Linked DNA regions of Mus musculus: all the other regions are linked to region 3. The links are chromatin loops, found by intact Hi-C in ENCODE. Cell type or tissue: heart. All regions are shown on one strand.

Region 1 (5,000 bases), 48 kb after region 3:
GGAAATGAATGAATATGGCTATTTTTTAAAGAGTTGATACTGACTTAAGTTGACTAAATGACTTGAGTCTGTAAGGAACTATAAGTGAATAATGATGCGCTGACTAGTCAGAGTTCATAAATACAGAATGTGTGACTTGAAGGCATATTTTAACATTTATTCTCTCTGCTGTTTAAATTCTTTATTACAAATTAGGACCACTGTTTTTAAATAGAGAACCACTTTCTCTTTCATTTCTTATTGTGGGTTCATACAGCCTTGGTCTAGACTGGAGGATTTTTTTTTTTTTTCGAGACAGGGTTTCTCTGTGTAGCCTTGGCTGTCCTAGAACTCACTCTGTAGACCAGGCTAGCCTCAAACTCAGAAATCTGCCTGCCTCTGCCTTCCAAGTGCTGGGATTAAAGGCGTGTACCAGCACGCCTGGCTAATGTTTTTATGTTGTGTGGTTTTTTGTTTTTTTGTTTTTGTTTTGTTTTTTTTTTGTTTTTTTTTTTAAGATTTATTTATTTATTATATGTAAGTACATTGTAGCTGTCTTCAGACACTCCAGAAGAGGGCATCAGATCTTGTTACAGATGGTTGTGAGCCACCATGTGGTTGCTGGGATTTGAACTCCGGACCTTCGGAAGAGCAGTCGGGTGCTCTTACCCACTGAGCCATCTCACCAGCCCCAGGTTTTTTGTTTTTAAAGATTTATTTATTCATTAAATGTAGGTACACTGTAGCTGTCTTCAGACACACCAGAGAGAGCATCAGATCCCATTACAGATGGTTGTGAGCCACCATGTGGTTGCTGGGATTTGAACTCAGGACCTACAGCAGAGCCATCTCTCCAGCCCGAGAAATGGTTTGTTTATGATCTAGGTGGTTATTCTTAAGTCTGACATCAGGGTTTCAGTCCTGTCTGAAGCGGTTATTTATATTTATGTTCTTCCTAGCAGACAATGTCTTCACCTGAACGGTTTTGTTTGAGTCATTTTTAAAATGATAATGATGAGTTTCTTGTTTGTTTAAATGAGGTGTATAGAAAAATACCACCCAACTATGAAAGAGACCCCCAAGACTAAAGAGGACAGCATGTTGGACAGAACCGACTTGCCACTATGAACCACTCCTTCATTCTTAGGTGCTTACACAGTTTCCCTATTACTGTAGTGAGTGCTTCCTGAGATCAAGTCAGGAAACATCTTACACATTCCTTAGAATGAAATACAGAAGGGACAGTAGTTGTGAGTGAACACCCATGATCCTTTTGAATTTATATCAGAATTGCATATGTGCAGTGCATTTACTCATAGCCTTCCTTAATCAGATTCACAAAGGCAGTAAGTGGTTCCTAGAGTATGGTGTTTGGGCGAGCAGGTTACATATCATCTGAGAACCTCTTAGAATTGCATTTTCTTTAGCCCAACAACTTACCTGTTAACTTTTTCAAGTGATTCTGAAACATGTAAAGTTTTACAGTATTTGCTTAAATGTCTGTCAGAATGTGACTGGGAACTCCCTTAGTGGTAGTTATAAAATCCTTACCAAGCAGGAGTTAGCGACCCCTCACAGGCTAGGAAATAGAGTAGATAGAGTGAGATGAATGGAGATGACTTATTACAGTTGAGATCATTGGGAAAGGATCTTAGTCTGAGGAGGAAACTGTTAGACAGGAGCTGACAAAAGGCTGACTTGAGACTGGGAGAGAAAGTAACTCCTTGCAGAAGGCAGCTGTGCACACATGACAGTGCTTAGTAACTGGAAGGATGGGCATGAGCGGTTAGAATTCAAGTGCTGTCTCTTTCAGGTTGGCCTCTACCAACCTTGAAAACATCATTGTCAGTATTCAGATTCTGGGGAATTTCAGTTTCATTTGTATTTTGGAAGAGGGGATCCATGCATGCAACTGGATCTTTCCCATCTAGGTACAGAAGCATTTAGGCAACAGCTGAGTGTTTTGAGAAGCATGGTCACATAGTCAGAAACTACTGGCTGACTAAATGCTGGGGATGCCAAGAACATGCTGTGCTTTGACCTGAAGACAGTGTTGCTTGCAGCCTTTAGCAGGACTTATGGAAGAGTGGGGCTGTGGTAAGGATGAGGGCGGATGAACAGAGAAGGAATCAGATAGGCTGTGCGTACAGGAAACTCAACTCTCTTCTGGTTTTTTGAAGGATGCCACAAGTCTAATATCTCAGTTTATTATTTATATTACACAAACATACTTTATTAAATGCAGGACTAGAGTGCTTATCTATCTTGAAAGTTTTCCAACAGAAGACTTTGGCTTTTTTCCAAGTTGGCCTATTTATTTGTTGACAAAGCCTAGACATAAAAGCATATCTAATGTTTCTAATAGGTAAGAAGAAGATAGGCTGTGAAGTAGACTATGCCACCCTTTGATTAATAAATGACATTTGAACCTCTAAGACTGGTCAGAGGAAACTTGAACATAGTTAAGTCATGAGTCATTGAGGTCCAGAACTGCAACCCTTAATGCATTGTCAAAGATCACATTTCATCTTCTATTTTTATTTTTTATTTTACTATATTTGTTTGTTTTTCTTCAAGGCAGGGTTTTGCTCTGTAGCCCTGGCTATTCTGGAATTCACTCTGTAGACCAGGATGACCTCAGACTCAGAGATCTGACTGCCTCTGCCTCCCAAGTGCTTTAATTAAAGGCATGCGCCACCATCACTTGGCCATTGCATTTCATTTTTTTTAAAGCCAGGATATGGGCGCCCACCTAGTAATTTAAACAAGTAACCAGTAAAGCAGAGAATGTTGGCATGTGTCCTGTTTTCTCTCTAGAAATGAACTGTTTCCCAGGAAAATATCAACAAACAGAACTTGCATAGCCCCTGCCACCTCCTGTTATGGCCATCAGACTTATGGTTAGAGTAAATGAGGTACCAACAGAACAGCACTGTTGTTCTTAATGGCTATTTCCCTTGGGTACCTTCATTGGCAATATGTAGTCTTTTGAGTTTTTGCATAGAAATAAATAGGTAGGTAGTCTGCAGTTTTAGTCTTTTTGTTACAGAAAGCCACTGCCGTTTCATAGCCATTAGAATTGGGCACCAAAGTAAGGGAGCTGCATCCATCTCCACTCAGTACACTAACTGGCATCCTAACGTCCTCTGTCTCCCTCTTAGAGTCTTCTGCAAAAAAAAAAAAAGAACCCAAGTTAGAAAGAAAAAAACGTATAAAAACATACAGTTCAGACACTTAGAACATGTATGAAATATGAGGGGAGGAAAGCCCTTTATAACGTAGCTTCCAGAGACCATGGTTTTAAGTGGATGGTATTGAATAGCAAATATTGAACGCTTGGAGTTTGACACTATAAATTGCAAATAGCAAGATGTTATTTTTACTACTATATTAAAGGCATTGTGCTATGTTCTAAAATTATATTTTATTGAGAGAGAAAATATATAATTATATGATCATATAACCACAATAGCAATCTGATGGGTGATTAATTTAAATCAATGGAGCTGGAGAGATGGCTCAGCGGTTAAGAGCACTGACTGCTCTTCCAGAGGTCCTGAGTTCAAGTCCCAGCAACCACGTGGAGGCTCACAACAATCCGTAATGGGCATCCAATGCCATCTTCTGCTGTGTCTGAAGTCACATATATGAAATAAAAATATGGCTGGAGCGGGGCCAGAAAAAAAAAAGAAATCAGTGACTGCAGCAGCCACACGCGAGCTGTAGTGATATTATTTGATTGCTAATGAATGGCACTGACTAAAATGATGAGACCGCCCAGGGTTAATAACAGTCTCATTTTGGGGAGGCCATAGAGCTAGGGAGACAGTGACAGTTCCTTTTCCATATTGTCCTGAGTCCCTAACTTCTTCTGTTACGGATAAAGTATACACTTTCCATGTCTTTATTACTGTTTCTATCCTCACAGTCCTAGCTCATCTTAACAGATTTTGTAATTTGTATTTTTATAAAACTTTCTGAGCTGATAGGTTATTGACTGCCTGAGTGGGAATTTGTAGAGACATCTTCCAATTGTGTGTTCTACCATGATCACTGCAGCCATCCAAAGGTTCACTTGGTTGAATCATCTGCCTTGTTCAGCCCGTTAGTCCTGGTGACTAGAGATCCCTGGTTCACACAAAAAAAGCAGGAGCATTAAGTATATCCCTTTCCATTGCTGTTGTTGTAAACCAGGTCATTCCTAAAATTAAAAAAAAAAAAACTCCATTTTGAATGTTTTTAGAATTCCTGAGTGATGTACAAGCCATTAACACATTCTGATCTGATTCAAAACTGAAGAAAAGAAAACAGCTCTGAGTCTGTATTGTCAGCATAAGGGCGACTTTCTCATTTGAGATTCTTTTCTGAAGCATCAGATTCCTGGTGTTCTCAGTTCTGTGCTTGAGTTTACTTTGTTCAGCAAACTCTGTATGATGCTTATGTGAGCTGTGGTTGGGGCAGATGGAGATGTGATAGTGACCTGACTCACAGTGTTTGTTCCATTCAGTTCATTGTGTGTTCAAGGACACTGGCAGGGGGAGAGGCGAGGGTTGGCAAAAAATCAACTTCTTTGCCCTTGTCAGAAATAAACAGACAGCAGCAACATCTCTAAAATTAAAGATCCATTTATGTGGAAATCTGGTTAAAGACAAAGTATACTTTTAGGAACATTTGATTTTGCATACACTTGGGTTTTACTTAATTTTATAATTTATATCAAAAACACTGGTGAGTTATTCTGTTGCTAAGTGACTAGCTATAGGCCAGACTGCTGAAATGGTATTGGATAGTGTAACTATATTCAAATGTAGGATTGTGTTTTGTTGTGGCAACTCTGAAGTGTGGGAAGATGGAGATTTGCATGAGACCGGGAATGAGAGTGCTAATGAGTAGTCATATACAGATCTTTGTATAGATTGCCCAGAGGCTGAGATGATTAAGGAAAAACCAAAGTGATGCCAGGGATTCTGGGACCCAGATAAAACATAAAACTAAATAGCTATTATACTGCTCGCCTGGAT
Region 2 (5,000 bases), 230 kb after region 3:
GAGAATCATTCACAGGCAGAGAATAGGCCATGAGGGTGTTGGCCAGCGTTGGGGCCCCTGGTTATTTTTCACGTTGGTGACAGATGCCATTCTTATCTTTCAGATGTCAATAGATGCCTGTGATCTTGCAGCACCCGCCTGGACGAACCCACTGTGGGCTCAGATCTAAATGCTTGACTCTTATCTGACAAATGTCCACACGCAGGGGAGCAGCCGTGACCCCCCCTGTGATGAATTTCTCCATGGCTGAGTTGCTTTCGTTTTAAATTTCCCACATGGAGACGTCCCGAGTTTTAGAGGTCATTGAGCCAACTTCTCAGCCATTAACGGAGTCTCCGAAACTGGAGTTTTCAAGCCCTTTGCTCACTATTCACAAGAATAAATGTACTTTACACCGTGACCTAGCACTCACCTGACTAATAAATGTTTCACAGGACCAAAGCTCCATGCTCTCACAGTAACCCATCCTGTGGTAAGTTTATGCGATGACCTATGCCATGCAGTGCCTCTCAGGCTTTCTAATGCCGTGGCTCTAATGCAGCTCCTCGTGTTGTGGTGAACAACCGTAAAATTATTTTTGTTGCTACTTTATAACTGTAATTTTGCTGTTATGAATCATAATGTAAATATCTGATATGCAGGATAGCTGATATCTGACCCCTGTGAAAGGGTCATTCGACCCTCAAAGGAGTCACAACCCACAGGTTGGGAGACTCGATGTGGTTTTATTTTTAAAATGTTAGAAAAATTTCATGAGAGTTAAAAAAAATGCCGTTGGGCCTGTCCTTGGTGTGAACCCGCAGTTGGAGGAACCATTCTCTGAATATAGACATAAACTCAAGGCAGGCAGCCCAGGCTTCACCTGGCTTGACCCCCAGAGAGGCATCTAACAACCAGTGGCTGCTTTGAAGTTCTCCATTTGTAAGGCAGAGAGTAATATGCATGTAATATATATATAATATACATACATATTCATATATAATGTGGAACCTTGTGGTACTGAGGGAGGAGACTTAGCAGTGTCTAAGAAACACTCAGCCCGCTGCAAGGCTGCATCAAACGTGGTGGCTATCGGCTTTTCATTGGTGGCTCATCAGTCTTGGAAAACTTGTCAAGTTTCCTTGGCAACTGGTCTCAGTTCAGCCATGAATGAATGACAAGGAGATTTTAAGTGACAAAGAACAAAACCCCCAAAGTCCAGTCCCCAAGTCCTGACTGACTCTCCTGTGGCTTCAGGTGACCTGTCCCTTTCTGCTGCAGGATCTGCTAATCCCCAGCCCTCAGGGGGATGCCCACCCAGCAGGAGCCCACTGAGCCTGGGCCCTTCTGCCATCGTCTTCACACAGTGGAGTGTTGAGTGGATGTTTTCAATGGGAAAAGAAAAAAAAAACCAACTTGGTATTTAAATCAAGAGTTGCATATATTTGATTTGTAAAAACTGTGTGAGACATATCTTTATTTTAGTATCGATAATAAAAAAAACCAAGTCTGTGTATAATAAACACTCACTCATGCGTGCACAAATTGGAGAGGGTGGTTCTCAGTAGACACAAGAAGAAGCCAAACCAGGCCAGCATTTATTTAAAGCTGTGTGATGCGTCTCACAAAAAAATGTGAACCTGCTATCATCTATGTAAAAGCCCAGCTGGGAATAAAAGCCTTCAGGTCCCAAAAGTGTGACCCGGAAGGCCCTGGTGTGGAGTGCAGCCTGGCCCTAGGCTATGCCTTAACCTAGTACTTGAGGCTGAGAGTCAGCAAGATGTTGCAGGACCACCACTGTAGCAGGTATCTATGTCTGAGGGAAGCCATGGGAGATGACACCCTTTGTGGATGCATTAGGGTGTCTGGGAACCCCTCAACCACCTTTTCTCTTTATGAAACAACTCTGGCTTCCTTTTCCAATGGATGATCGCAGAAGTGAGATTGGCTCTCATTTGTCTACAGTCCGGAGGTCTTTGCTTCCTGCATAAGGTCCCGGGAGGAACTCACTCATTTTGCGGGAGATACAGGGAAACTCCTGCGTTTATTTAGTCACTCATTATCATTCTAGAGAGAAAGGTTTAAACCCAGAAGGCAAGAGCCGTTCTAGTCCACACAGCACACCAGGGTGGAATTAGAACCCAGGGATCCTGATTCCCAGGCCAGGGAGGACTTCCATCCCAGGTCCTGCTCACTGGAACTCCCGGCCAGGTCGTGCCCATAGGAGAGGCAGCAGCAAGGCTCCTTGGAGGCCCCTCCAAGGCCGGTGGGCAGAACGCTGCCTTCCTTCCCTGAGCTCTGGCTCTGCCCTCTTTGGTTTTACCTGCTCCTATCACCACGGCATCGTACTCGGGCTTCAGGCGCCCGTTGGCTCCCGACTGAGCTCGTTTCCAAGTAGGGCAGGGAGAGGAGTGCAAGGCCCTGATGAGACCTCGGCCGCCGGCAGCCATTTCTGCCCCCAGCAATTTGCTTGCACAGTCAGCTTTCCAGAGGCCCAGGCAAGGGGAGGGGCTGGGAGTTACAGTTCAGTGTCAGCCTTGGCCTTGGGCCACCGTTTCCCAGGGTCCGAGCTTCTGCGGCTCTGAGTTTGCGCAAGCCAGCCTAGAGGAGGGGGCATGTAGGCTAAGAACTGGCAGAGTCTGAGTAGCTTCGAGGAGTCAAGCGAGTAGGTGGCAGAGTCTGAGTAGCCTCCAGGAGTCAAGCGAGTAGGGACCAAAGAGAGAACAATTTAACTAGGTTCTCCCAGGCCCGGTAGTGGGCTAAGGGAGAAGAGGAGCCAACGCAGAGGCCCCGCCTTCCTCTTGCCTCCCTTTTCTGTACCGGCAGAAGCCTGGGGGCGGGGCCGAGATCCTAAGCTGTGGGATGGGCGCTGTCAACTCAGACTTTACTCCTGCTTGTCTGGTAGTCAGGGACCTTGCAAGGTGACCACTGCTCCTTGTTGCGGGATCCTCCCCAGTCATCTTTCAGTGCCTTTGGACGACAGAAAAGGCCACCCACGTCTCCAAGAGCTGTGTGTGTGTTCTCTCACGCACACTCCAGTGAGGCTAGTCTTGCTGGGAGGAAGGATATGGACAGTTTGGGCACCTTTCCAGTTTTCCAAAGTTTCTCAAAGATTTGGGCTCACACCTGTAGATTACCTCAACTAGTATGAGTCCATACATACAATCCCTGTGCCCTATCTTGAACAGAGAGGACCGGTCCACTCCTCAGGAGTCACTCCTCTACAGGAGAAAGGCATTGGAAGTGGCGAGCTGCAATCATGAAACGGGCAGCCTTGTGTGGCAGTTTGGACAAGAGAAAGACAGATGGGGGCGGAGCCGTAGCTAGGTCATAACTTTGGCCAGCTTCCAAGATGGCTGGCTTCCTCCTTACCCTCCTGACCTGGGACAAAAGCCTGACGAGGTTTTTCTTGGCTAGTAGCGCTGTTTTTTTAAAAACTGGGTATGCTGCAGCAGAGGGGTGCTTTAGCAGGCCCATGCTGAGGCGTTCCTCTGAGGTGTCAGCCATAGGACAGGCCTAGTATAGAAGGAAGTTTATCTGAGACCCGGGAAGGGGGTGTGGGGAAAGGAGTAGAGGAAGAGAAAGAAAGGGGACAGAGAAGGACAGAAAGAGAGAGGAGCAAGAAGGGCAGTGGCCAGCAAGAACACGTGGAGAGGAAAAAGATGGGGTGGGGAGGGGAGGGGAGGAGAGATAGAGGGAGGGAGAGAACAAGGGGAGGGGGATGAGAACGGGGAGGGGGAGAGGGAAAGAGAAAAGAGGAAGAGGAGGAGGAGGAGGAAGGGAGGGGGAGGGAGGGAAGGAGGGAGGGAGGAGGCAGAGAAGCAGAAGCAGCAGCCCAAACAGTCCTTATGTGCCTGGCTCCTGGCTCACACCTAGCCCTTGCTAGGTAACTGTTAGGAGAAGCCTACAGGAAATGCTAACAAGTAGACTTGCCTGCCCAGGGACCAGATGACAAGTTCAAGGCCAGCCCAGGCCTTGCTTACCCCACTCTTAAAAGCCCTGGCCCTTTGGGTTCCAGGGCACCTCCTTTGCTGTGCAGACGGCCTTTTCTCTGTGTGTACCCTGCTGGGGTGTATTTCTTCACCCCTAATAAAAGCCTCTCCAGTGTTTCTGTCTGCTGCTGGTTGCTATGTTTGAGAATTTATTTCTCTGGCTCTCAAGATTTTTTTCCTTCCCTTTGAAGTCTTTAACTGCCAGAGAAAATGAACTGGATCAAGACCCCCTAGACGGTAATAGGAACCTGTGTCAGAAATGATTCAAACCCAGAAGGCATGGCAAAGATGGCTGAGTAAGAGGGCCTCTGAGAATCCCTCGACCCTCAGCATGGGCAGCACTCCGCACACGAGGAAGGTTTACACTGTCCAAGAATCTCTCCTAAAACCCCGAGTCCAAAGCCTCTACCTCCACACTCATGCAATCAATTAGAAATCGATGTATTTAATAAACAGCTGCATCTGCACTCAGTAAGCAGACACCTGTTCTGTCTTTGTTCACTCAGCAGGTACAATAACGAGTTCAATGGTATTTGAATAGTTTGTGGTGTAAGACACACAGAGATTAAAGTAGAGGGGATTTGAGGGCTCTAAGAAAATGCTATAAGTCTGCAGATATTGCTATCTCCAGGGGTTGCTGGAATATACTCCACAGATACCCAGGGATGATAGTAAAGTGGGGGGTATGGGTTAAACTAGATACCTCATACCATGTGGCTTCTAAGACTTAAGAGAAAACTTTTATAGTTTTAAAGCGGGTATCCTAGTGGGGCTGGGAGATAGCTCAGTTAGTCAGGTGCTTGCCACACAGTCATGACAACATAAAAAACAACCCATTGAGTGGTGGCTCTCATGCACCTTAGTGCTAGGAGTCAGGGGAGGGAGCCAGGTAGGCTCTGGGGCTTGCTGGTAAGCCAGGCTAGCTTAGCTTTAGACCAAGTGAAAGACCATCTCAAAAACACAAGGTGGATGGCATCTGGAGAACTCCTATAGCCGACCTCTGGTCTCAAGCGCATATGTGCAACACCC
Region 3 (5,000 bases):
GCTCATCCTTCAGTGCTAAGTGGACAGTCAGCTCTTCAAGGAAGCCTCCCCTGGGCCACCTGGCTAAAGTAGCCCACCACCATTCATTTCCAATATATTCTATTGTACAGCAGCCTAACTTATTTTGAATGTACAGAATTCCTTACCTTCTAACATAGCTGCTGATTTGTTAAAAGCCAAAACAGTTATGACCTTGCTTCTTAACTCTTCGTGAGTGCCTCTGCTAAGTCTCCGATATACAGCACTAAATATGGCTACTTGTTAGATCAAGTTGATAAAGGAAATTCATTTGAGAGCAGTTTTGTGACGACATGATGTAGGGGTGGATACCGCAACAGATGCCGTGGCGTGCTAGGTGAGCTGGCAGGTGGCAGGTGGGGAACACCATGTTTTATCATTTGTTGATTTTTATGGCACACATAGTATCTTTTGCCAGTGGCCAGGAAAACAAACCACGGGGCAGCAGATATTCAACAAAGGCCTGATGAATGAAGCAAACTTGATTTGTGCCTTGCAAGATCTGTGGTCTGCTGGCTCAGGCCCATTCTGCTAAACTAGTTAACATAGCTCTGCTTCCCAGCATCCCACATTTAGCGGTTCCTGGTTTCCCTACCAGGCCTACCTGGGCATTGGCATATGATTCAATCCAAGTATTTGACAGTTTGGCTCTCCCTGGTCTACTCAGACCGAGGACCATGCTTTGATCCCCAGCTTAGGCTATGGCAGGAAGTAGAGAGAAGGACAGGTTACTTTACTCCCACAATTCCTAGCTCAGCTGATGACGATTTTTTTTTGTTGTTGCTGCTTTTGTTTTTTGCTATGGAACCATTTGACTAGTATCTGTCTCTTCTTAAGGGACCATAAATCCACAGGGGTAGGCACTGGTCTGCTCATTATTTTCGGCCCCAGCACTGGCCCATTGTAAGCAATAATATACAACCATTTTGCTGAGTGGTCAGCTCACCCGAGGGGGAAACTTTTTAGGAAGGCTCACATCTAACCTATCCCATAATCAGATCTGGTAAGGGATGGGAAGGAGAGTAGTGGATTGGGAACTACTATTTTGTAAAAGCTCCAAGGTGTTCACCTTCATTCCTTCTCTCAAACTCAATCGAATGGTGTCTTTACAGGGTTTTAACACAAACACGACTTGATTAAATTTGTTATTTACACAACTCGGCCTTTGGCAGTAAGGACCCCACAGCCGTACTGAGATCAGTAAGGAGAACAGTAATCAGCTAAGAAACTAAGCAAGTGGGAATTAAGTATCTGGCAGTGGAAATAAAGAACAGACTCAAATGCTAGAGAGAGAGCCTCTACAGGGTTTGGTTAGCATTCAAATGTAGATGAAGAGGCATTGGAGATAGATGGGAAGGCAGTGAACAGAGAGGAGAGACACAGTATGAACTTTTCAAATATTTCTTTTTTTCTTGTATAGTTCCGAGATCGAATCCTGGGCACTTCACCTGTTTGCCAATCACAGGGCTATACCATTCGCGCCACCAAAGCGTTCAAGCCATTTTTTGACAAGTCTGCAAGATAGGAATGAGATAGGGTCGTCTAGAAGTTGGGAGTACGATAAGCTAAAGCAAAAAAAGGGGCCGGGCTGGACGCTCCCCTTCCTTATTCTAAGAATTGCAGAGAACAATATTCAAGAGGTGAGTTCGGGGGGGGGGGGGAGAATTACAGGAAGAGACCGAGTCGAACGGCATGGAATGAGGAAGGCAAAGCTGGATAGTGTCATAGAAAATAAATGATAATGTCCAAGAGCTTCAATGACTAATGCTTAAGTTAGACAGCCTGAAAATACTTGCAGTGGGTTTGGCGACAAGGACACTGGCTGCAACAAGGACATTTTCTGCGGGGGGCAGAAGCTGCAGTGTAGAACTCAGCACACACAAGGAAGGAAGTAGAGACGCTAAGTGCAGATTACGCTCGAAGAAACTCGCCCGTGGACGAGGAAAGAGACACGGTTATGATTGAGCAGGACGTGAGAAGATTTGAGCGCTTTCACAGCTGAGGGTTGAGATGGAGGATGGACGATACAGGAGATAGAGGAGCGTCAACGCCCTCCCGCCCTCTCCATTTGCCGGCCCCGCCCCCCACGCGACGCGACAGGGGCTCGCGAAGACTACAACTCCCAGGAGGTCCCGCGGCGTGGGCGGAGCCAAGGCCTGGCGCGCACCCCAGCGGCGAGCGGAAGAGCAGGCGCTTCATGGTGGCAGCGGAAGCGGAGAGCGACAGCGTCCCGGTAACCACGAACCCTTGAACCCGATTCTTTCTCTCCCTGAGCTGGTGCTGGTTGCCCTCGCGTCTTTCCTCCGGCTCGGGAGAGGACCCTCTTTCCTCCTGTGTGTTAACGCTGGTTTTCTTTTCCTCCGGTGACGCGCGGGGCAGGCCCCCGCCTGGGGCGGAGGTTATTGGGAAGCTTCCGCCCTTCGACCTGTTGGAGCCCCGGGGCGGGAGGGCCACCCTCCGGTCTCTTCTGTTTTCTAAGGGGCCGGAGGCCTGCCTTGGGCCTCTGCCCTAATGCTTCTTTCTGGTAGAAATCGTCTCCAGTCACCAGGTAGCGAGCGGGGTCTTAGGACCCCTCTGGGCTGCGGAGCTGTGGACCACCGAGGTGGCTTCGGGACAGCCCGGGGCCGCGGGCGATTCCCGGGCAGTGGCACTTCTGCTCCGCTGCTAGGACCCCCGGGCTATGGGCTGGCCGGGAACAGTTTGTAAAGTAGGATGTTCTTCCTGCTCTTCTCGGGCGGTCCTCAGAAAACTTCCAACCCACTTTATCGAAAGTTGTCTTACAAACTTTTTTTTCGTCGCATCTGAGTTGTGAGGGAAAGAGTACGGGGTTTATAGAGTCTGAATCCTGAGAGGATGATGGGTTGGCCACTTGATGGACCTGTGGTCTTTTGTAGTCCTATTACCACCACCTTGGTTTCTCTGTCTGGAAAAAAAAAGAGGGGGTGCAGGGTCTTTTGTACTATGCTTTTCAGTGTTATGATCTATGTGTGAGACGTTTGTGCTAGAAAACATTTAAAATAAAGTTCCTGTACCCTCTCTTGTGTGGTCCAGGTCAGTTGGATTTTAAAATCAACGGTCATGTCTTTATGAAGACCGGAGTTAATGGTGTCTTTAGAAACTGCGATGAAACCTACAAGTGTTAAAGCAAGGTTTCAAGCGGAGAGGTGACATTAGGGCTTGACCACCTGTGGAATCGGTGTCAAACTTCGAGGCCCATCAGCATGCGACACACAGCCAGCTGCCCCTGTTGCTCGGTTTCCGCTCTTGGAAGCACTACACATGACAAGCATCCCCTAAGACTTAGAGCTCCCGAAGCTTGGTGCTGAACCACCAGTGTCTAGGGTTTGTGGGTTGCAGGCACTACTTACTCATGTAATAATAGCTGCCTGAGCTATTTAGCGCAGGGTTGAGGTGTCTGTAGTTCATTGGTAAGATTGCATAAGGCTCTGAATTCTCTCCCTAGTAGTAACCACAACAACAATAACAAGCAACAGCAGCCTTTAATCCCAGTACCAGAGTCGGAGGCTGGCTGGTCTCGGAGATTTTGGTAGCCTAGTCTGGGTAGTGAATTCCAGGCCAGGAAGAGCTCCTCTTTAAAAAAAAAAAAATTACTCTTTTTCACTCTTAGGGTTGCCTAGGTTTCCCATAGTGCTGCTCTGACGTGGTTATTGGGTATGCTCTTAAGTAAATACTTTTCTAGAGATTGCTTTTCTTTTTCTTTCTTTCTTTTTTTTTTTATTTTTTTATCTTGTCAGTTTAAATTGGACTGGTCTTTTGTTTGTAACCTGTACTTGAGTGTATTTCACTATGTAGTGTAGCTCCTAGCAGGACAATTAACTATGACTCAGATATTGACAAGAATAGAATTCTATAGGACAATTTTTGTGTCTCTATTCCCCCCCCCCATATATGCATACATGTATAGGGTTTTTTTTTTTTTGTTGTTGTTGTTGTTTTTCATTTTTGAGACATGGTTTCTCTGTATAGTCCTGGCTGTCCTGGAAACCACTCTGTAGATCATGCCAGCTTTACACTCACAAGAGATTTGCCTCCTGGGTGCTAGGATTAAAAGCATGGGCCACCACCCAGCACACATACAGTTTTTAAGTTAGGCTGTTTGTAAAGTTTTAGCTTGAGTTGGGCATGGCAGTTCATGCCTTGAATCCTATTAAGTCAGAGGCAAATGGCTCTCTGTGATTTCAAGGTCAGCCTGGTCTGCATATCAGTTTCAGGTCAGCCAGAGCTACCTGGTGAGACGGTGTGAAACAAAAACAAAACAAACGTTTTAGCTTAAAGGAGTCTGGGAGGCTTGATGGTGGAAACTGAATGAATGACCACCTCTGCAGATATCCTGGCTCTGTGTGTATCTGTAAGGAGCAAGGTTAGAGAAAGCAAAGAGAGAAGCTTTACAGACATAAATGGCTTGGGGGCCAGGGCAAAATCTTAGGTTAAGAATTGAAATACTATTTTTATTTTCTTCAGGTGTCTCACTGACTGCCAGATATCTGCGAATTTGGATGCTAAGGAAACATTTCCTTTATTTTTTTTTACACATGATCTTAGCCAAAAGGCCAAAAAGCAATTATTATTTTTCTTTCATGTTGTGCCTTCTGCTTTTTCAGATTTGTTCTTACCTTTAGTTATGCTTCAGCATGGTTTCTTTGCACAAATATATATGTATATACATACACATATACACATTTGTATATGTGTATATGTGTGTGTATATGTATATATATATGTATATACATATACACACACAGCTATGACAATAGAAAGTCATGTACATTAAAATCATTTTGCATATTGTGTTGTCTCCTTTGTTTCAAGCACTTGCTTTTTGACTCCTTTTTACTTAAAAGGACTTTGGAGGGTAGATCTCATTCTTTGCTGTATACCTAGTAGATGCTCAGTTAGCAATGGCTGCTGAATAAGAACGTTTTATTGATTATCTTATGCTATATGGCACAATTAGGAGAGGC
Region 4 (5,000 bases), 140 kb after region 3:
CGCTCCCTCCTTAAATCCTCCATGTGAGCCTAGCAGATAACAGAATCCAGGATCCAGAGGAGGCACAGAGTCTGGGATGTGTCCAGGGCCACACATCCAGGAAGGAGAACCAAGGTCTTGGGCTGAGTGTGACTGGTGGCTTTTCTCTGACCTGTTAGTATGAAGATCACAGGGAACATTTCTCAGGAGCCAGCAACACGGCTCAGCATGGGTGCTTTCTGTGCAAGGCTGGCTGGCTACCTTGGATCCCTGCAACCCAGATAAAGGTAATAGGAGAAAAGGCAGACTCTCCCAGCTGCCCCGAGGCCTCCACATGTGTGCTATGGGAGTGCATCCCTGTGCCCACGTCAATAATAAATGAAACAAAGCAAAACAAAAATGAAGCCAGTGACAGCTTGGGCTGGAATTTAAGCCACAATTAATTGAGCCAAAGGTAGAAACTGTCCCTAGACATGAGGGACCCTTGGGGACATTAAAATGTGCTTCTTGAATGTCAAGGATAAAGTTCTTCTAAGCTGCCGACAAATATCCATGAAAGGAATTTTAGCATTAAATAAAGTTCGACGAGTTTTTATCGATACCTTCTTAGAGCCATGTATGTGTGGGGTGGGGAAGGCCAGTAGGTAGTCCTGGCAACCTCACACTACTGAGGTAGAAGTTGTCAAGCATAACTGAGAGGCAGGGCTTCCAGAAACTTCTCTTAGAGCTCACTGACATTATTTTTAAAGGTTCTAAGAAGAATACTGGCTCAACTTTTTTCAGTCCAGACTTTTCTGAATTTTGCAATGGTCCCTCCTCTACTGCCCTCTTGCCCCTGGGGAATGTTTGCAAACATCTTTGGAATAGTCTAGGGGAGCCCCATCGGCCTGCAGGCAGCTCCACGGTGGGGGCCTGGGCTGTCAAAGCCGAAGGACACGCCCCTTTCTTTGTTCAACAGACCATGGGGCTCTGCTGCGAGGACTACAGAAGCTTCTCTTTGCTCTCTTGGTCAGAAAAGATGTTAGCTCCAGCTAGGATCTAGCTTAAAACGGGTGTCCTTCCAAATTGGGGGATTACTCAAACCTCTCAGCCTTTGAGCTAGAGGGATCCCTCGGGTCAGCAAACAAGTGTTCAGGCACGTGAGTGCCGCGTGGCTTTCGGAACACATGCAGGAGCGGGTTCCAGCAGGAGACTGATGCAGCCTGAATTGTAATCAGAGGAACACACTGGAAAACAACAGATTCGGGCCCTTTGCCTCTGGGCCGGCTTGGCAGCGTGGTGCACAGGACTCTGCTTGCCTCTGTGCTGAGCTCACCCTGCCAAGAGCCAGACTTTGTCCGAACATCCATGTGCGGGCTGAAGAGGGGAATCTGTTGACAGGACCCAGCTTCCAAGCCTGGACCTCGTGGCCATAGCTCTTCTCCAAAGTGACACGTAGCCAGGGCTGTTTACCCAGCAGAGTCAGTGCTTGGAGGCCACTTAGCTTGCCAGTGCTGTGGTAAGACGGAAATGCCTACATGGGCGTGGTGACATTTGTTTCTAGGTTGGAAAATAGCCTGGCAGTGTTCTTTGATGTCCCATGGTCCTGGACTGGCTTCAGGCCTGTCACCAGGCTTTCTGAGCCACCAGCTCTTCTGTGAGACATGCCCCCCCCCCCCCTGAGCTTAGCCTTCAGATTGGGTCATCAAGAATCTGTGGGAATCTCTGCATACCTTACCAAGTAGTCACTGTTTCTAGTCTGTCCTGAGTCACATGCATTTAAATGTCCCAGTAACGCCATGAGGGGGGAGTCCAAGGGTGCTCCTCATGTTATGTTGGGAAACTGAGCCCCAGAGAGGTGGAACTGGCTTCCAGGATTTCTGGGGTGGAGCTGGCATCTCTGCTTAGGTCTGATCTACAGAGGCCCGGCCCCAGTCACTTCATCTCTGCTTCAGAAATGGCCTCCCTCCGAGGGCCTGTTGGCGCGCTAGGGTCTCCCAGTTTCTCCTTAGGATCTTTTCTGCCAGGTGCTCCAGAGAAAGATGTGGGGAGGAGAAGTGGCCTTCTCTCTCTGGCTTGGAGGCCGCTGTCCCCTCGCTTGGGGTATCATAGAGTAGGGGCACAGAGGCTTGGAAAGGACAATTATCGAACTCACTTTGTCCTCCCAGAAGCTATGAGGGGAACAACCAAATATCTCATTTCATAGTTAGGAAACTGAGGTACAGAGAAGAATGTATGACGTTATATACTGACAAGCATCAGAGGTGAGGCCTAAACTCACAGTGGCTGGCTCTGGACATACCTGATGTACATTATGCTGTATTTTAGGTCTCAGAGGGCTGAAGATGGAAGATGTGGCCCTTTAATATGGTTCCTCGTGTTGTGGTGACCCCCCCCAACCATAAAATTATTTCTGTTGCTACTTCATAACTGTAATTTTACTACCGTGACGAATTGCAACGTAAATATCTATGTTTTCTGGTGGTCTTAGGTGACCCCCGTGAAACAGTCCATTGATCCTGAGGGGACTGAGACCCACAGGTTGAGAACCACCGCTGTAGAAGAAGCAATAAGCCCTCCCTACTCATACTATGGGAAGCCGAGTTCTATATCTACCTTTTCCTCTGCATCCAGGCCCAAGGGCAAGGTGTAAGAAGAGGAAATATTTAACTTTTTGTGTTACTCTGACCAAAAACCTGTCAAGAGGCAACCTAAGGGAGAAAGAAATTACTTTGGCTCACAGTTGTAAGGATACAGACCCAGTGCGGTGGGGAAGGCAGCTGGTCCCATTACACCACCCGCCAGGAAGCAGCTGACAGGAAGTGAGGGCAAGGCTATCAAAAATGTAAGGCTCACGGCAGCCCCTAATACTTCCTCTATCAAGACTCCACCTGAAGTGTTTCCACCATCTTCCAAAACAGCAGAGCTTGCAGGAAACCAGGTGTTCAAACACATGAGACTGTGGGGGAGATTCCACATTCAAACCACAAGGGGGAGTGTGCTGATGGGTGGTAGGGAAAAGGCACCCATTTATCTACTGGTTCCTTGGGCGCATTGCACCTGCAGTGTGTCTCACACTGTGATTGGCACAGAGGAATTTGGCTTTCATTGGACTGAACTTGAGTTTTTATCTCCATCGGAAGCCAGTTACGAAACTTCCGGGCGTCAGTGTCCTTCCCTCCCCAGGGAAGCTGGTGGCAGCACAGTTTCTGAGCTATAAGGAGGCCTCCGTGAAGTTAAAGACACTGGGGACTTAGAATAGTGCACGCCTGTGTAAGAGCTGAACAAGTGGTGGCTGTCAGTGCTATTATTACCTCTGTCCTTGGGAGCTCACTGTCTGGTGGGGCCCAGACATTAAAAGGAAGTAGATAATTTCCTGATGACTTGGGCCAGGAAGTGAGGCGGCATTGCTCAGAGCAGTGAGGTTAGAATTCCTGCCTCCTTGCTCTCTCTGAAGTGTCTTGAGGTCAGTCCTGCACTTCATCCTGAGGCTGAGGCCAGCTTCAAGTGCTCCTTCTGCACTGGCCCAGGGGGGTGCTGGTGCCCAGATTGGGTGTCTATGTCACTTTGCCTGTTCTCGTCTTCTAAACGTTTGGGGGCAAAGCTTCTGGGGTGGAGGGAGCAGCCAAGACAGCTTCACAGCTCAGCACAGACAGAAGCCCACCGGTGAGATGGGAAAGCCAAATGGCCAAAGAAATATATAGGAGCAAGTTTAATGGCGTGGTGACAAGCCACTCCGTAAAGCGATTGCACGCTGGCAGGTGATAAGCATTTTAGAAGCAATGAGACAGAAAAGGATTACTTGGGGCATGCTGGGGATCCTCCCTCCCAGCCTAGAATTCCTCCAGGGAGTTCTCAGCCAGCCGTGTAGATAGGGAGGGGGTCACTCCCCTGCGGCGGGCCCCAATTCTCAAGCATCTCCGACTTTATCGTAGGCTCCGGTGGCTTCAGCCACTCTCAACCTCAGTTAAACCCGTGCTTTTCTTACCTCCTCACTCTCGTTATAGAAAAACAAATGATTTGATTTTTAGCTCTAGACTGTCAACTTCGTACCTCAAAGTTCATCTCCGGGAGCTGTGTTTCCATGATATTTTTAATAACTGAAATATCATCCTGGAGCAAATCATGGCGTGTCAAGAAAGCCACCACCCTTCTGGGAAGAAGAGTGTGTTGGACGTGGGGGAGATGGGGCTAAAGCTGGAGGTGACTCAGGGCTGTTGGCTGTTGGGGATATTCTTGGGGTACTACTTATAGAGTCCAGTCAGGATCTGGACCCGGCAGCAATGCTGAGCTGAGACAATGGTGGGGAATCAGAGCGAGGAAGAGGAGGGCTAGAGCCGAGCTAGTTCCCTGCAGAGGGAGGCTGAGATCACTCGGGCGGTCTTGTCTTGCTGGGATAGTAGATTGAATGGTAGAATCCCAAAAGCTCTGTCCACACTGTAACCCCAGGAAACCATGAATGTGGCCCTATTTGAAAAGGGGGTCTCGAAGGTGTGATTGGGCTCCAAATCATTACGGTGGAGAGGAGAGAAGACCACAAGAGGAAGAGGAGCTTGGTGGGTTTTTGCTCTTGAAGCCAGGGAGTGCACAGAGCTGCAGGAAGCCAAGAGGAGGAAGGCTCGTCTCCCGTGGAGGAGGCTCACACGCACGATTGTGGTGTTTGGGACCTCTGGCCAGCAGAATGATGCGTGCATACATTTCTGTGGTTTTGAATCCCTGAGTTTGGGGGTGGCTTAGTATGGCAACCCTAGAAATCAAATGCAGACCCAAGTCTGAAAACCTGGGACCAGGCGCTGATCCCAGGAAGATGGCATAGCTCCTGAGTAGAGAGGTCTCTGGTGGCAGTGGGTCCAGAGTGGGCTGCTGTGGGACAGACAGAAGGACAAGAGTCCAGAGAGTTTCATCTCTGTCCTCGTGCAGCCAGAGCACAGGCCAAAGAGACTCCCCTGAGTGATTAGGTAAGCCCGGGCGTGGGTAGCCCTTCCCTTCAGCCCTTCCTCATCCTTCCGGTTATGATTTCGAGAACAGACTTTCACAGGTGA
Region 5 (5,000 bases), 140 kb after region 3:
GAGACCAAGGAGTCTCACTGCCAGCTTGACCAGGTCTTCCACACAACCGTGGGCAAGTATGTAGGGATGCCAGCTGCACACTCCTGTACCTGCATGTCTTTTTGTCTGAAGCGGTAACCTCTTCGCTCCTGACTTCAAAAGAGATGGAAACCATTGTCATGGCCTTGAAGCATGGGGCCCCTTGCAGAGTGCAAGCACACTGTGGGGAAATGTCCCCAGTAGCCCACCAGAGCCTGGTACACATTTGAGATATGATTATCTTTGTGGGTTGCAGCTTCCTGTCTCCAGCCTAGGGTATTTTATAAACACTTGACTGTGTGCTGGCAGGGCATAATCTTATTTGCATAATATTGGAGGGGTAAAAAGCTAAATAATTTTCAAAAGGAGGAAAAACCAATCAGCCCTTTTTGAGTATATTCTGCTTCCTGGGTTAGTCAATTGCATTTCCCAGGCTTAGGTTATGTCTATACAACCCAGGGTTGGGGTGTGAGGGGGTGGGGGAGCTCTGATGGTCAGAAGGACCAGGCAGCTGGAAAGGAAGGCAGACGTCCCTTAGCCAGCATGTGAACTCCCAGGCCCTCCCTGCCACAAGGAGCAGAGATAATGAAGATGGAACAAGTTCAGGGAAGGGCGACCGAAGCCATGCAGGAGACATGACTTACGGGAGAGAGTTTAATTGGTTTAGCCTAAAAAGCCCATTACGCTCTCTAGTGGACATGAAAAGGCTATAAATATCTGCAAGGTGACAACAAGGGAGAGAGGCTGAGATCCATCTGGCTGGGCAGGACCTTTGAGACTGACTCAGAGGGATCAAAGACTCCGCTAAGGGTTGAAGCCCACTTCAGGGCTTTTGTGAAGTCAAATCCCTCTGTCCTGAAAATACACTCACCAGCTCTGTCATAGAGAATGGACCCACAGGGTAGCATCTAGCTGAAGTGAAGGACCTGGCTCAGACTCTTCTTGCCCCCCGCCCCCAGAAGCTTAGCCAACTTGCTAACCATCCATCTTTGTCAAGGCTTAGCTAGAAATCTCCATGGGGTGGAGGCAGGTCCCTGGGGTCTCAATCAGTTCTAATACCCACCTCCCCAGCCCCCCTGTGAAGAGTGGCCATGTTCAAGATGGAGTTGGATAGAGAAACACACACATAACAAGGTGGTGGGCAGCCTCCCACCACGGGGTCATGGGACAGATAGGATTTTGAAGGACCTGCCCAGTCACGCCTCAGAAGAGCTGGACTCACTAAATCCTCAGCTGAAGCTGGCGGACAGCTGCAGCCTTCAGGGCAGGAGCTGGAGACAGGGTGGAGGACCCCATGTGCATGTGCAGTCAGAGAAAGCTGGACAGTGTGGGATTCATCTCCACCAGCGAACAAGCAGGTCTTTGTGATGCAGCGGCAGAAGACAGAATAGGAGTCGAAGCTTCCGGGCTGGGTGGCCTCTGGTATTCCTCAAGATGGAGACTGTGGGAGTGGGAAAACTGGTCCAGGAGACAGTTGCTGCTCTTGTTTTCTTGTATTTGTTCCACTGGGGTAGGGCTGCCCAACCCCACTGTCTAGAAAGGAGACTAAGCCCAGCACTGAGCACTTGGGCTTAAAAGCAGCTCAGTGAGGCCATTTTACAGATGGAGCAGATGCTTCTAGAGGTAAACTGTCTGCTTTGAGGACTTCTCCTCTTGCAGAAGCTGAGTCTCAGAAGGGTACCACATGGTTCTCAGACTGAGGGGCTGACCTGTAACTGAGCAGAGAATCTTACCCAGAGGGCCAAGGGGCAGCCCCTGGGGAGCCCATTGCTTCTCTAAAGATGTATTCAAAAGGTGCGTGGGCATTTTTAATTGGTTCTTGTCTCTCTACCATCCCAGCTCTCTGTTGGGAGGGTGAGCCAGGGCCAATTGCATCCATGAAGAAGATGAGGAAAGGGCTGAGGGTTATGGGGATGCCACTCACAAGAAGCTAGTGGTCCCCAGGTTACACCAGGTCATAAACACAGCATCCATTGACCATGGTGAGAAAATCTCAGCTGTGTCTCAACTGTGCTAGGGTCTGAAAAGTTTGAAGGGGGAGTCCTCTAGCACTTTGGGTCTGTCCTTGAGTGTATGAGTGTGTGTGTGTGTGTGTGTGTGTGTGTGTGTGTGTGTGTGTACCCGTGACACACCTCTCTTGGTCTCCAGACTTGCTTCATCCTGGGGATGTAGCTTGCTTTGATTTCTTAAGGTCGAGCTGGGGCTGTGGGAGTTCCTAGTAGGGCTGCCTGTACCTGGAGTCCATTCTTATTTGGGTGGGGTAAGGATTCTCAAGTGACTTGGGAAAGTGATGGACAGGAAACAGATGGGCAGAGAGCTGTTGGGCAGCAGCAGCAGAGAGGCCCAGGAAGCCCCGTGTATCTGGGCAGGTATCACTGGTGCTTTGGGGACACATTACTGCCTCTCTCCTTTTGTATGTTCACCACTGAACCCAGATTTGCCCACCAGTCAGTGAACTAAATCTCACGCTTTCAGGAGGTGGATCAGCTGGGAGTCCCATGAACAGGTCAGTTCTTTTGGGATCTGTCCATCAGTGTGGTATTCCATCCTCTTCCTCTCTTCCCTCCCCTTCTCACCTCTCAGCCCAGCCCTTGGCAAGCTGCTTCAGCTGGCCCATTACCAGCACTCTCCTGCCCTCTTATGGCCACCCTGGAATCAGCCTCTGATCAGAGCCTTTCCCCAGGCCTGAAGGTGCAGCAGCCTAGGGAAGTGGGCTTGGTCCTGAACTTGGTGTGTCTAGGGCCCTGGGAGAGAGACAGAAGGCTTGATTCTACCCTGAGCCAGGGGGCTCCTTCCCCAGAGACCACCTAGTTGGCCACCCTTGGATTCTCTCTCCATTCGGGAACAAAGACAGTCCCTCAAACCAGTCCCCTGCTCAGAAACTCAGCTCTTTTTTTCCTTCTCAAACATTGTTTAACCTTTTGCTCCCTTCTTCATGCTCTGTTTCAGCTTCTGGGCTCCGGTCCCCATATCTCTGCTCCATTTCTCTGAAGGGCTGGCCCAGAGGGAGCACTCTTTCTAATCATGGATCCACCCACATCTCATGGATGCCAGAAACATGGCAGGCGGTTTTAAAGTCATCTCAAGTCCCATTGCCCACCTCTAGACTCCTCAGCAGCAGTCATGGTACTGCCAGAATTCTGTCTTTGGCTTTCTTGTATGGGGGTTTAGTCCTATTCTGCAGCGGTGGCATCTTTGAGCTGATGCAGTAACTGCGCATCACTCATTAGATGCGTTGGAGGTTCTCAGCCGGTATATGGCCGTCCAAATGCCGTTTCACAACAACTCTGTGTTTGCCTCTCTCACAGCTTCATTGATCATCATTTCTCCGGGACAGCGGGTATGTTGGGAAAGAATTTACATGAAACACCATTTTGTACTTTAAACACAGGAGGTGCACATAGTTAGGTGCCCCCCTCTGAGAATGGTTTGGGGTGCACAGACTTTCTGTCCCCTTTCTTATCTTTGAAGGGGGGTTTCCTGGGCATCTTTATCTTCCTGACCACAATCCCTCATTTTCTGGAAGAGCATATTAGCTCTGTTCTCTGAGTTGGGGCAGAAATAGGGCCCTACCATGTCTAGGACTGGATCAATTTCTGTATGCAGTAGGCCCTCACAGGTAAAACTGAATGAGTAAGTTGCTGTGTAGGGGAGATGAAGTGGACCTAGACTGGAAGGGCTAATTTCAGAATTACCCAGCACATGGGGCAATTTGGGGTCCTGACCAGCTCCTGCTCTGGAATACTCTGGAGGCTTAGGAAGCAGTTGTCCTGGGCAGGTGTTTGTTATAAGCACAGGGATGGAGAGGCACCGTTGCCACCGTCCAGGACTCAGGATGGGCCTGACTCTGTCTCTGCCTCTGTCCACTGTCGCTTTGCTAGAGGAGCACATCTCTGAGGAAATGACCATGGGAGTCTCCCAGTGGAGGCTTCCCTAGAGCTGTGCTCCCAGCCATGCTCCCCGCTGTGTGTCTGACACACAGATATGAAGAAAGCCATGTAGTGCCTGAAGAGCCCTACACTGGCAATCTGGGCTCCACTTCCCATCCCAGCTCCGCAGTTTCTGAGCTGTACGACTTTGAAGAGATCACTCCTTGTCTCTGACCGACTCTTTTCTGGTGACAAAATGAAGATGCCTGAAATTCACTCCACCAGGACCAGACACAGAGCACAGGGTCAGCCAGTATTGACCAGAAAGTCTAAATGGTTCCTCCTCTCCTTCCATGACAATTTCCTGGCTCACCTTCATTTCAAAATAGTAACTTGACCTTGAAAGCTGCTCTCTTTTCTTTCTCTGCCTCTCTTGGTCACTCTTTCTTTCCAAGTGAGGTCTCTGGGTCTTAGCATCCATCCTTCATTACAAAGTGAGGCTGTTACACAACTCACAGGGCTGTGTGAAGACAGGAATGATGTATAGCACCTGGTGTCAGGCTCACACACAGAGCACGCTCAATGGAGGCCATTTCGGTTCAAAGGAGAGGGACCGTACCCTGGTCATAGGACTGGACTAGAAATGAGCCGAATCTCCAGGTAGGTGGTCACGTTCTAGCTATCCCTTGAGGGATGCTAAGACTGAATGAGCAGAATTAGAGAAAAACTTTATTATGTAGAGTGACCAAGGCCCTGTGGGGTTGCTGTGAGAGCTTACCTGGTGCCTGGCATCTAACTGGTAGACTTCTTATCTAAATCTCCCAGGTTTTCTTGGCCAGCATGTACCCCTTTCACATGATCTGTTGGTGACATACACCCTCCATTTTGTGTGTAGTGGCTCTTTGTGCCTGCTTCATGTCATGCAATAGGAGAGGACCACTGGCCAATCCTCAACAAGGCAGGCAGTGTATCAGGATCCAGAGAGGCTCCAGGATCTGTCCCATAACCTCTCTTACTGATCACCTCCCGGGGCCTGGGAATGATGGATGTAGGGCCCAAGGTCACACACTCCTTGCCAGAATCATGCTGCCCACAGTGCAAGAAGGGCCTGCT
Region 6 (5,000 bases), 230 kb after region 3:
ACCAATCCCGGTCAAAGTGCCTCAGGTCACAGGCTAGCATGGGCCGCGCTGTCCAGGGAAAGCAGACCACTGAGCTACAGCCTTGGCATCCATTTCCTCTCCAGAGCCTGCTGTGTGTGGGCTGCTGAGGGAAGCTTCAGTCCCCGCTCACCTTCCCTACCTGAGCATCCTTCCGTGAGAACTGAGAGATTTCCTTCTGGTTTGCAGCCATATCTGTGCCCAGCAGAAGGGACCTGGGCAGCCTGTTCAGTGTGCCCTCTTCCAGCATGGGGGTGAAGGAGTAGGGGTCTCTCAGATGAAGTTTCAGCCCGTGTTTCTGCAGAGCACACAAAGCACACACACTTTAGGGATCTATGTTTCTGCTCTTGACCTTTCTCCAGTTCTGTTTGTGGGACCAGTTAGGTATGTTCGTCGTTGGTCCTGAGGTGTACAGACCTGGTTCCTAGCTTTTGAACAAAGGTTATAAATAGCCCTCTTGTCCAGAGACCCAGTGATAGAGCAATAAACCAAGACGCACAATGTCACACCGAGCATACCATATTGTACCACGTCCCCGCCCATCCACCCAGTACCCACTTCATCAGGTAGGGATCTTTACAGTTACGTCTACATTACAAGCCTAGAGAGCCACATACGTTCAGGGAGTTGAATAGTTTGTTCCCACGTCATTTTAGAAGGCAATCTGTCTATCAAAGCCACACCTCTGTGACTCCCAGGACCTGAGACCCTCATCTATAGCTGCCTCCCATCACTTCAGAAGGCAGTACTTGGAGCTAAACAGTAAAGCAATGGTTATGTGAAAATTCACGTGTACAAGGTGGGTGAACTAGTCATTTAGTTTCTATATTTGCATGGCAGTCTACTTTACTATTGTCACTTTAAGTGGATGTCTCCTCCATACATTTTAAAGTCGGCTTTGATTCTCTCGAGCTTCCTCACAGCGCGTCGGCTTCTCCAAAGGGCCAGCGGACACAACAGAGACTGAGCTGACATCAGCTGGACGGACAGTGGCCGCTCTCTGGAGATTTCTTTGTCCGGATCCGTGGCCTGCTTCCTCACTGTAGGGCTCTGCTCAGATACTAATCAGCAAGCCCCACCCGGCACCAACCACGCTGGCACGATCTGTGTTCTTCATCCAAAGAAGAACAAAGCCCTTGTCACCACATGGTTAATTACACGTACATTTTGTCTCCGTCTCCTTGAGGAGGAGGGGGCATTGTCTGCTTTGCCGCTGCTGTGTCCCTCTCATGGGCATGGCACATTCACTCCGTGTGCTAGGGAAGCATGTGGAAAGATGACCTACCAACATTCCAGGGGCTGCCCAAACCACAGATGCTCCAGCACACACCAGTGCCCAGGCGCAGGCGTTCACAGAGCAGAATCCACATGTGGGTGGGGTCTGGCCTGGGGAACTTTTGGCCTTTTTTTAAACATTAAAGTTGAGACATCTTTATTACAGGTTGGAGAAACTTCTACCTTGGGCTCTCTTTTTAAAATTTAATTTTATGCATAGAGATATTTTGTTCCTGTGTGTGTATGTGTGTGTGGTATGTGTGTGTATAATGTGTGTAATATATGTATGTATGTATGCATGCATGCATGTGTATGTGTGTGTATGCATGTGTGTGTGCATGCATGTGTATGTGTGTATATGCATGTGTGTGGTGTGTGTGTGTATATATGGTATGTGTGTGCATGTATGTATATGTCTCTGTCTTATCTGTATGTATGTGTATGGTGCATGTGTGTGGTACATCATGTGCCAGGTGCCTGTGGATGTCAGAAGACCGCATCAGAAGCTCTGAAAACAGAGTTACAGATTGGGGTGAACAGTCCTGTGGGTGCTGGGACTTGAAGCCAAGAGCTCTACAAGAGCAGGAAGTGCTCTTAACTGAAGTGTGGAGATAGCTCTCCAGCCCCTGCCTTGGTTCCTCCTGATAATGGCAGGGGCTATCCTCAGTTCCTCCCTTTGCCTTACCAATGACATCTTTTATATTGCTAAATTAGCTCTGTACAGTGTGCACGCCTCTCCAGCCCTGTGCCCTCGTCACAGACTGCCATCTTGTGGTCCACTGAGCAGCTGCCTCTGGTATCTGGCTTTCCACACCATCTCCAGCACGGGCCAGGGGACTGATGAATCTTCTATAAACTTCTGCTTCCTGACTGAATACCTCTTCTGGCTCCTCACTGTCCCTGGATGAAACACAGTCCTAGCGTGAGCTCCCCCTGCTCTGTCCCCCACATAGTCTGTAGTGGGATGCTCTGGCCACAGGGGCTTTCTGCTCATACTTGCTTTGGCCTGCCAGCTTCCATTTTCCTCTGACCAGAGTACTTTCTCTCTCAGACATACATGTGGCTAGATCACATCAGCGCATGTGTCACCCCTTCAAGGAGTCACCGTCACCAGGGAAGTGTGGAACTTCACTTCTTATCACACTGTCTTCTGTTTTTTCTTTTCTTTCTGTCACCTACCTTCATTTAACGTTCCCTTGCTGTGTCTCAGATTCCCCACTGTCCCTGTCCCTAGGCCTGTTCTGGGCCTGGTGCAAAGCAGGCACTCAGGGAACACAGACTGACCATACCAGTCGATAAGCAGCCCGGGGGAAGCTGAGTTCTTTCAGATAGGTCAGGTCATTCCCACCAGCAGAGAGGTTTCAGGGGCCTCGCCCTAGGCAGATTTCCTCAGTAAAGCAGGAGTGGGAGGAGCATTGATGGAAGAGGTCTAGAAGATCCCCTGGGGATGGGAGGGAAGACAGAGGCTGCTTCTGCCCCTCCCCAGGTCTGCCGCCACAAACTGGAACTCCATTAATACAGTTTCCTTCAGCTACAGTGAGACAGACTGACGACCCTGGACCTTAGCCAGGCTTTGGTTAAGCTCTGTCTGGTTCTGATATTGTATCTATCTCCTCCATTCTCTCTCTCTCTCTCTCTCTCTCTCTCTCTCTCTCTCTCTCTCTCTCTCTCTCTCTCTCTCTCCATTTGGGCTTCTGTTATCGCCTGGTCCGTAGTCTCTGGTCCTTGATTCTATGGCAGTGGTTCTCATCCTTCCCAAAGCAACCCTTTCATACAGTTCCCCTTTTCATACAGTTCCTCATGTTGTGATGACCTACAACCATTAAAATTACCTTTCTTGCTACTTCATAACTGCAATTTTGCTATGGCTATGGCTTTTAATATAAATACTTTTGGAGACAGAGGTTTGCCAAAGGGGTCTGGACCCACAGGTTGAGAACCACTGTATTAGAAAGAGCTTTTGTAAGCAGTGCCTGTGTGTTTTCTTCATTTCATGCAGGACTTATGCAGTATAAAAGGCACCACGGTTCTTTTTTTTTTTTTTCCCAAGATGGGAGACAGCCAAGTTGGCCTCAGGACTTGAGGCGGTTGAGTTTATGAGGGGGAGGAGGAGGTGGGCAAAGGCAGGCCAGCCAGTGAACAAAGGTGAGCTGACAGGAAAGACGAACCAGACGGCCCAGAACCCAGAAGAGGCCCCAGTCCTCTGAGACGAATGTCTCAGGGGGTCCTCTACTAAAGTCTGAACCGGGTGAAGAAGGGGAGTCTCTTTTAGCCAAGATCTCCACACACATGAAAGAGAAAACCCTGTTTGACAAGTAAATGAGGCCAACCGAAGGTAAGGACTACAGACTGTGATAAGTGACTAGCAGCCACGCCCTTAAAAGAAGTATACTGGAGTGGGTGTGATGGAGAACGCCTTTAGTCCCAGCACTCCACAGGCAGAGGCAGGTGGATCTCTGTGCATTTGAGGACAGCCTGATCTACAGAGTGAGTCCCAGAGTTGGGCCAGGGCTACAAAAAGAGAACTTGTCTCATAAGACAAAAGAAAAGTATACAAGTATATTGTTACACCCCAAGTGTTGCCCCCAAAGGTCTTGGACCCCCACAGCAGGCCTGTTGGAATTAAGGGGTAAACGATGACAGTAGATACAATTAATTAGTCCTTCCTGGCCCAACGTTAATGAATTGAAGGATAAATTTGTGGTAATAAATGCTTTTCCTTTCTGGTCACACAACTAAAAGGTAAACTGAGGCGATACTTATTCCTCCTCCCTGTTTGAGGTACATCCCAAGGTCCAGGCCACAGAGAGCAACTAACTCTTAGTAGAATGTAAGTCTAATCCCTAAACACTAAGGTTCAATGTTCCCTCATTGGCTCGGCCTTAAAAGGTGGAGCGTGCAAAGCCCACGTCAACCCTGGGAAGGGAACAATCTTACACTATTCCAACAAAAACCCAGGGGTAAGGCTATGGGTATCTGATTCTTTTTATCTCTGGTGTGCCTATGTTGTGTCTCATAACATACTTTTTTTGCTCTGCACGTCATTAAAAATATGACTGTCTCTCCCTCACTAGCTCCTTCTCCTGGTACCCTGACGTCATGTTCAGGACCGTCTCCCTCTGACTTGAATACATTACCTCTGAGTTTCTTTCTGTGTCTGTTTTAAGATTCTTTTATCTTTGAGACCATGAATTCGTAAAGGGGATTCTGCCCACAGTGACGCTGTTTTCTGCTCACGCTATCAAGAATGGTGGTAGATGCCAAAGTTTAACAAGGGCAGCTTTGTAAACTTGGGTGCCCAAGGCTGCATTATGGGTGCTTTATGAAGACCAGATAAGATACCAGGAGGCTAAGGGAGCTAGGAGGAGTCGGAAGACCCTGCCAGGTGCTGGCGTGCAGACGGCAAGTCTGATGGTAAAAGCAACAACAGCAGCAGCAGCAACAACAACAACAACAACAACCCTCGTTTTTCAAGAGGCCTGTTTCTTATTTGAGATTTGCCAGATCTTAAAGCACAGGGTGGCTGAGACAAAAATCAAGCTATGGGATACCGAGGAACAGGTGTGGGTTAGACAGAGCCTGGAAGAGAAGAGAGACCTCCGGCAGGAAGCTGCTTAGGGCATGGATATGATGCCTCCCTCCCAGGCCAAGAAGAAGGAGTCACACCCACCCTCTACCAACCACCAGGCCAGGCCAGGCGATCTACC

What was found. A loop is a pair of places that touch in the nucleus more often than their neighbours do. Peaks named below come from ENCODE experiments on the same cell type or tissue, not always from the same donor. Only the 100,000 strongest peaks of a DNase experiment are listed, where the experiment ranks them.
Region 1: it touches region 3 in a loop (2.1-fold over the local background); 3 of 42 quality-filtered maps call a loop at or near these places.
Region 2: a loop joins it to region 3, with 2.0 times the contacts of the local background. A loop is called at or near these places in 6 of 42 quality-filtered maps.
Region 4: a loop joins it to region 3, with 2.7 times the contacts of the local background. A loop is called at or near these places in 3 of 42 quality-filtered maps.
Region 5: it touches region 3 in a loop (2.3-fold over the local background); 3 of 42 quality-filtered maps call a loop at or near these places.
Region 6: it touches region 3 in a loop (2.5-fold over the local background); 5 of 42 quality-filtered maps call a loop at or near these places.

Annotation. Positions count from the first base shown.
Region 1 is chr19:42,564,789-42,569,788 of GRCm38, forward strand. All of the region lies in intron 2 of R3hcc1l (R3H domain and coiled-coil containing 1 like), which reads left to right. Among named protein-coding and RNA genes, the nearest start is that of Loxl4, 46 kb to the right of the region's middle. In heart, no CTCF peak of the experiment used is centred here; a DNase peak (open chromatin) is centred at 2,003.
Region 2 is chr19:42,750,035-42,755,034 of GRCm38, forward strand. It overlaps Pyroxd2 (pyridine nucleotide-disulphide oxidoreductase domain 2), which reads right to left and starts at 2,741. Exons shown (of 16, transcript NM_029011.2): 1 at 2,303-2,741. The coding sequence starts at 2,429. Gm19437 (a long non-coding RNA gene) reads left to right here. Exons shown (of 4, transcript XR_386719.3): 3 at 104-472; 4 at 1,261-1,402. In heart, no CTCF peak of the experiment used is centred here; DNase peaks (open chromatin) are centred at 2,537, 2,677 and 3,327; H3K4me3 peaks cover 2,128 bases; H3K27ac peaks cover 2,736 bases.
Region 3 is chr19:42,516,607-42,521,606 of GRCm38, forward strand. R3hcc1l (R3H domain and coiled-coil containing 1 like) reads left to right here and starts at 2,199. Exons shown (of 7, transcript NM_177464.4): 1 at 2,199-2,251. In heart, a CTCF peak has its summit at 2,199; a DNase peak (open chromatin) is centred at 2,155; H3K4me3 peaks cover 2,053 bases; H3K27ac peaks cover 1,298 bases; H3K27me3 peaks cover 74 bases.
Region 4 is chr19:42,658,654-42,663,653 of GRCm38, forward strand. No RefSeq gene overlaps it. Among named protein-coding and RNA genes, the nearest start is that of Gm25216, 39 kb to the right of the region's middle. In heart, a CTCF peak has its summit at 2,939; DNase peaks (open chromatin) are centred at 1,228 and 3,138; H3K27ac peaks cover 1,736 bases; H3K27me3 peaks cover 231 bases.
Region 5 is chr19:42,652,586-42,657,585 of GRCm38, forward strand. No RefSeq gene overlaps it. Among named protein-coding and RNA genes, the nearest start is that of Loxl4, 42 kb to the left of the region's middle. In heart, CTCF peaks have their summits at 710 and 2,657 (motif pointing left); a DNase peak (open chromatin) is centred at 2,646; H3K27me3 peaks cover 2,212 bases.
Region 6 is chr19:42,742,348-42,747,347 of GRCm38, forward strand. It overlaps Pyroxd2 (pyridine nucleotide-disulphide oxidoreductase domain 2), which reads right to left. Exons shown (of 16, transcript NM_029011.2): 4 at 5,000; 5 at 161-316. Gm19437 (a long non-coding RNA gene) reads left to right here and starts at 3,377. Exons shown (of 4, transcript XR_386719.3): 1 at 3,377-3,628. In heart, a CTCF peak has its summit at 2,076 (motif pointing left); a DNase peak (open chromatin) is centred at 2,084; H3K4me3 peaks cover 254 bases; H3K27ac peaks cover 1,384 bases.